Linked DNA regions of Homo sapiens: region 1 is linked to region 2. Evidence: chromatin loops called from intact Hi-C (ENCODE). Cell type or tissue: mucosa of descending colon. All regions are shown on one strand. Links, peaks and the distances in the headings refer to the core of each region. The heading gives the core; the rest is flanking DNA.

Region 1 (2,927 bases), core at 254-2,753, 70 kb after region 2:
TTCTTTCTTATTTAACGATAAAAGTATTTAAAACTAAGAAATTTTCCCTGAGTATAACTTGTAAAAAATCTTACACATTGCTATGTTAGGTTGAACCAATAAAATTGGCAATAGTTGACAGTTTTGAGATAACAAAAATGATAATTTCATATGGATCAACCTAATGCACAGTGTTATTGACAGAATTGTTTTCTTAATATTCTATAATTACAATTTGATATGCTTTCTTGTTTCAAAGATTATTTCAAGTGAGAGATTTAAGTGTTCTTAATGACTTAATTTTTACTCACATTTTTCTCAAAACATTTTTAAATTCTAAAAATTTGAAAGAATTAAGAATTCTAAAACATAGCTCTAATGTTCTCTTTTTACTCAAAAAAAATTTCCCTTGTTCTAAGGTGGCAGTCATTACCCACCACACCACCTCTCGACACACAGACCAACCTTACCCCAGTGTAACAGCCAGACCCCATCCTTCCCCTGCCAGCGTCTGGCATGAAGAAAGTCAATTCATCTTTTTTTTCTTTTTTTTTTTTTTTTTTCTGTGCTATACCCAGTGACCTCTCAAAACCTCTCATATTTCCTCTATCTCCTCATGCCAAACTTTGTCAAAGAGTACTCTACATTCATGCATCCCATTTCAACCTCTTCTATTCCTTTAGAATATAGCATATAACCTTTAGGTTATAGCATATAACCTGGTTTCACTTCTACTTCCTCCTGCATGTTTTCTTTTCTGCATCTCAATTGCTCTTGCTCCCCTGAGCCACATCTTCTCTTCCTCTCCCCTTTTGGCTACCCAAACACCACTCCCTTGCTCTTCTACCTCTCTGACCATTTCTCCCTCTTTCTATCAGCAACTATTGTTTTATTCATCTGCCAAGTGCTATTGTTCCTCAAGCTTCCACTTCTAGTTATTTTTCTCTTTTTTCCACCACATTTTTGGGTAATCTTACACATTTACTTGGAAATTTATATTGCTAGAACTAAGTTCTTTTCTGTGTGTCAGACTCACTTTTCCAGCTGTTTCAAATTTATTGCAGAACCAAATAATAACATCATGGTTGGGACCACAGCTTGGAGTCACAGATACCTTGGATTTTATCATCTGAAAATGGTGATATTAATGCTGACTATACAGGATTATTGTGATGTTAAATGAGATAATGTGTGTGAAGGACATATCATCCAGTACTTAGGGTTTCTCTCTCTCCCTCTCTCTCTGTCTTTCCTACTTCCTGTTTTTTTTTCACTTCCCATTGGATGTCTACCCCTATGTGCAGAATGAAATTCACATTTTGCCCTTATACCTGTGTTTCTTCTATTTAACTGAAGAGCAATGTCATATAACCAGCTAGAAATCTAGGAATTACCTTAAATCACTCTTCAGATCCAGGTGGTACACTTCCTGTCGGTCTTATTTTCTAATGTCTTCTGTGTGTACCAGATCCCCACTACCTCTCTCTTAGATGGTTTAATAGGTTTCCAATATTCTACTATTAATAGCTTCCTCTTTCTTTCCCCTTCAGTACATGCTCTACATTGCTGCCGAGATTACAATTCTCAGACATAAATGGGAATGTGCTTTAAAGCTCCTTGCAGCTCACCTTTGCTTAGGCTTCCTCATGCACAGAAGGCCCTCAGGAACAAACCCTTAAGCAATCAGCAGGGGTCAACTGCTTTATCAGTTGACTCATGATTGCAACAGAATTTATATATCTTTGAGTGTTTTGAAATTAAACAACTTTCTCCTTTATAGCTTCCAATGAACTTGTTACAATGCCTGACACATAGTCACCCTCATCAACATTGTTATCGACCTCAGTCTTGATGGTAAATACTACTGTTATTGAGTGCTGCCTATCTATGTGCCTCGTGCTGTGTTATGTGCTTTACATGTTATCTCATTTAACACTTTATGCCAAACCTATGGAGTAAGTACTAATACCACCAAAATAAAGCACAGAGGTGTTAAATAAATTGCATCAGGACTCACAGGTAGTAAGCAGCAGAGCCATCATTTAAACCCAGTCAGTCCAACTATAGAACTTGCCCCCTTAAACACTACTTTATTCACATAGTGCATATCAATACATGTTTGCTGAGTAAGTGCACAGAAGCATCAAATTGAAAACAAATGGATTTCTTAAAAAGTGCATAAAATGAACTGGGCAATGAGAATTAAAATGTTATTATTTAGCAGTATTCATTAAATAAGATTTTATTTATACTTAGGTGTAAAACAACTCTGTAAATTTAAGAGAATACAACAGTTAACTCATGGTATGCTTCTTCCTGAGATTAATTTATTTTCAAAACTTGCCATTCTAAAAATTATTGAAAATTTAATTATTAGACACTTTTCTTCTGTGGTCATTTCTCAAAGGTGAACCAGTTACATGTTTTCTGAGACATTTACTGTGTCTGTTAAGGTCGTGGTGGCCCAAAAAGAAGATTTTGAGATTAACAGCTTCCCGTTATAAAATTTTTATTTTTTGTCCTATCCTTTAATGAAAGTGTATTCTGTTGTTTCTCAAGCAGAAAGCTAATAAAGTTACTCAAGTAATATTTAAAAATTTATAGCGATACCTGGTAAGAAACTAGGCCAGTGATTGCTGTGGTGGTAGCTTAAGCTCTCTTTCCTTCAGAGCGTGGTGTTATGAGAGATCTAATAATTCCTAAATAATAATCTTTGAAAACTTGCAGGAAGAGTAACTGGAGAGGTGAACTCAGTGGCCAAATTTTTGGATGATGTCTCAAATAACTAGCTTTATCTGAGTTGGCTAAGTTTAAATGCGTAATTACCAGCAAGTCAGTCTTGCCTTTCCTCCTACTGTGACCCATTTCTTACTAATCATGTGCATGTTTTCATATTCTCAGTATTGAAAACAATAAAATTAACATCTCATTTTTTATTTCTGAGATTA
Region 2 (2,927 bases), core at 244-2,743:
ACAAACACAAGATCAGAAATGTCTCTCTTTGAATGACTGTTCTCTCTCTTTATCCTGAGCTTTCATCTTCTATTGGATTGTTCTTTTGGTTTTTCTCAGGGGTTTTATTTTCTTTGTTCTTTTCCATATGCCTTTGTTCTCTATTTACTGCCCTTTTATAGCACAAGCGTCAGGCTTGCAATTATTTTAGCTCCTCCAACATACGTTTGACTTTCACCACCACCGTTTGTTCTTACCATCACTTGTGTCAGCTTTGTCTTCATGCCCCCATGAGCTGGTCTTGTTTGTGGGACTTATGGTGTGGGGGCAATTGAGGGACCCACCCTGTGAAGAAGAATGGAAGTGTGATTTTCTTGAGGTTTGAGTATAGGACTGGAGATTAGGAAATGTGCATGTTTAAACTCAATTCTGCCAGGTAAATAATTTGTCAAAATATAGTTTAAAGTTTATGCAAATATTCTTTTTCTCTCTTCATTGTAAACAGCTATAAATGTTCTGCTAACATATCTTAGTAGGGAGATAATACTAGTTCATTCTACTAAATTCACCAGGTTTCTTAGTGCCTCTTAAATTCTGTTTTGGGGACTAAGGTTACTATGAAGAGAGACTTGGAGGTAGGGGGGAAGCTAGTCATAGTTAGTGTCAATTATTCTACTTAAAATTATGTAAATATAACTCTGGGGCATTGCTTTCCAATGGGATTTGTGCTGTAACAATAGGTTAATTCAATCTTGATTAAATCTAGTCCTGGTTACCATATTAACTAAGAAGACATATTTAAACAAATTATCTAAGTCCTAACCAGGCTTCATAATAATGCTAGGGTTAAAATATAAAGGAAATATGCTCCTTTTGTTTCTTTGACCTATGACAAGGGACAAAGTTTGATGGAAATATTAATGAGTTTAGCTTTCTGAACCTAGTTCACAAGCAGTGTTTGAAGGAGAAATTAAAATGTTCATTGTCTAAGTGGTGAACAAAAATAGGAACTTTTAAATTATGAATAGGGTTAACATCTGTTGGGCAAACTGTTTGCTTAGCCTTATTTTAACATTTCGCTTCCTTCACTACTCCCTCTGTCTTTCTCACACATCTGGGAATGTGGTGAGAGCACCACAGAAGCAATTATAAAGGCAGAGTCCAGTTAAGGACCCTGAATTTTCCATTTTTATCCTCTGCTGCAACATAGGGATGTCCCAAGAGTGGCGTGCATGGACTTCACAAGAAGAAATGTCTAGATTTAAATTATAAATAAAGCCAAAGTTGCAAAACAAAAGAGAGACTTTGAAAAGGCCAGTGGACACACACACACACACGCGCGCGCGCACACACACACACACACACACACACACAAAACTATACCCAAGAGTTTATTTAAAACATGTTATTAAAGATGCTAAAATATTTTCATTTGAAAGACAGTGTCTCATCTACAGAGGAGAAATATTTCAGAAACGAGTTAAAGTTAAAAAATGTTAGTGAAAACAGGTTCAAACAGGCAGGATATAGAGGGCTATATCCTCTATAGAGGATATATCTAGGACAGGGGCTGTGGTGTAAAACAGCTCCGGGTTCCGATCCTGGCTCTGCCACTTCCTGGTGTTGCCTGGAAGCAAATCACATAGCTTTTTAAGGCTCAGTTCCTTCATATGCAAAATGACAGTATGGTGATAATATTTATTTCATAGCATTATGGAGAATTGAATACCATCATGCACGTGTATGCTTATCATAGTGCTTGACAAGTTATAGGCGTAAAATAAATATTACTAATAGCTGTTGGTCATAATGAGATTGTTGAACGACCATGTTTACTGATGATATATGGTGACAGCAAGAGAACATATAATAAATCCCAGTAGTGAAGCTGTGACAATGATTTTTATGATGAAATGAGAAGCAAAGTAACTTGCCAAATAGCATATGATGGGACCATACACTGAAAAAGGAAGTATTATCTGCTTTTGTGCTGGAACAGTCGTGGTTAAGATAAGTCCATTGCTGAGTGAGGAAGCATTCCGATAAGGCATGACAGTAGTCCATATTTTCTCACAGTCCCCAGATGTGCTACTGTGTTTTAGAATTAGACCTGAAGAGACAATAAATGACTGTGATGGCTCAATGTAAGTTAAAGCACCAATCATTCCTTTTCAATCATTCCAGTCTTGTCTTCTCCAAAAATTCTCTACAGGGTGCAGGTAAAATATTTTAAAAATGTAAAATTGATCATGGCACTCACCTAGTTAAACGCATTCAAAAAGTCCCCAATACTGTCAGTGTAAAACCCAAAGCATTCTACAAAGTCCTCTGCAATTGCCCTCATTGCTCCAGTCGCAACTGGGACCACTACCCTGCTTGTCCCACCCTACTGCAGCATTGGCAAGTTACCTGATATCCTGAGGTCTCTTTTGCTTCTATACCTTGGCTTATATCATATTCTCCTCTCTGAACACTCTATCTCCAGCCCTTGGATGAGCTAATTACCAGCAGTCTTTTAAGACTCAACCCAACTACATTCCTCCTTGGGGAAAAATTTCCTCTCTTTATTCTTTCTCACTTCTCTCCAGTTGTTGGGGGTACCCGGGTATATGATTCCCGATTCCCTTTTTCTGTGAAACTGTAGTAGAGTTCTCTGTTTACACATTTGTATTTCCCAAGTCCTCCCATTCATTTGTGAATTTTCAAGGCCACGAATAATGTCTTGTTATCACTTTTAGTATAATCTCAATAAATACTACTTGAAAAAATGAAATGTTCCTGTGACGCTCTTCTAAACCTGTCTTTTATATATCAAACTAAGGTTCATTGTTTCTGATTTTTAATTCCTTTGTATTAATACCAGCCTGCTCCCCAAAGTAAGACTTCCTGAGCTCTAGGACTTAAAAACGTAAATTGGGAACAAGCCTTAGAAAGCTATGGTACCTGCA

Evidence for each region. Peaks named below come from ENCODE experiments on the same cell type or tissue, not always from the same donor. Only the 100,000 strongest peaks of a DNase experiment are listed, where the experiment ranks them.
Region 1: it touches region 2 in a loop (5-fold over the local background); 2 of 110 quality-filtered maps call a loop at or near these places.

What each region holds. Positions count from the first base shown.
Region 1 is chr2:198,696,232-198,699,158 of GRCh38, reverse strand. All of the region lies in intron 1 of LOC105373831 (a long non-coding RNA gene), which reads left to right. Among named protein-coding and RNA genes, the nearest start is that of LINC01923, 320 kb to the right of the region's middle. In mucosa of descending colon, for the core only: no CTCF peak of the experiment used is centred there; no DNase peak of the experiment used is centred there.
Region 2 is chr2:198,766,540-198,769,466 of GRCh38, reverse strand. All of the region lies in intron 1 of LOC105373831 (a long non-coding RNA gene), which reads left to right. Among named protein-coding and RNA genes, the nearest start is that of LINC01923, 390 kb to the right of the region's middle. In mucosa of descending colon, for the core only: no CTCF peak of the experiment used is centred there; a DNase peak (open chromatin) is centred at 1,566.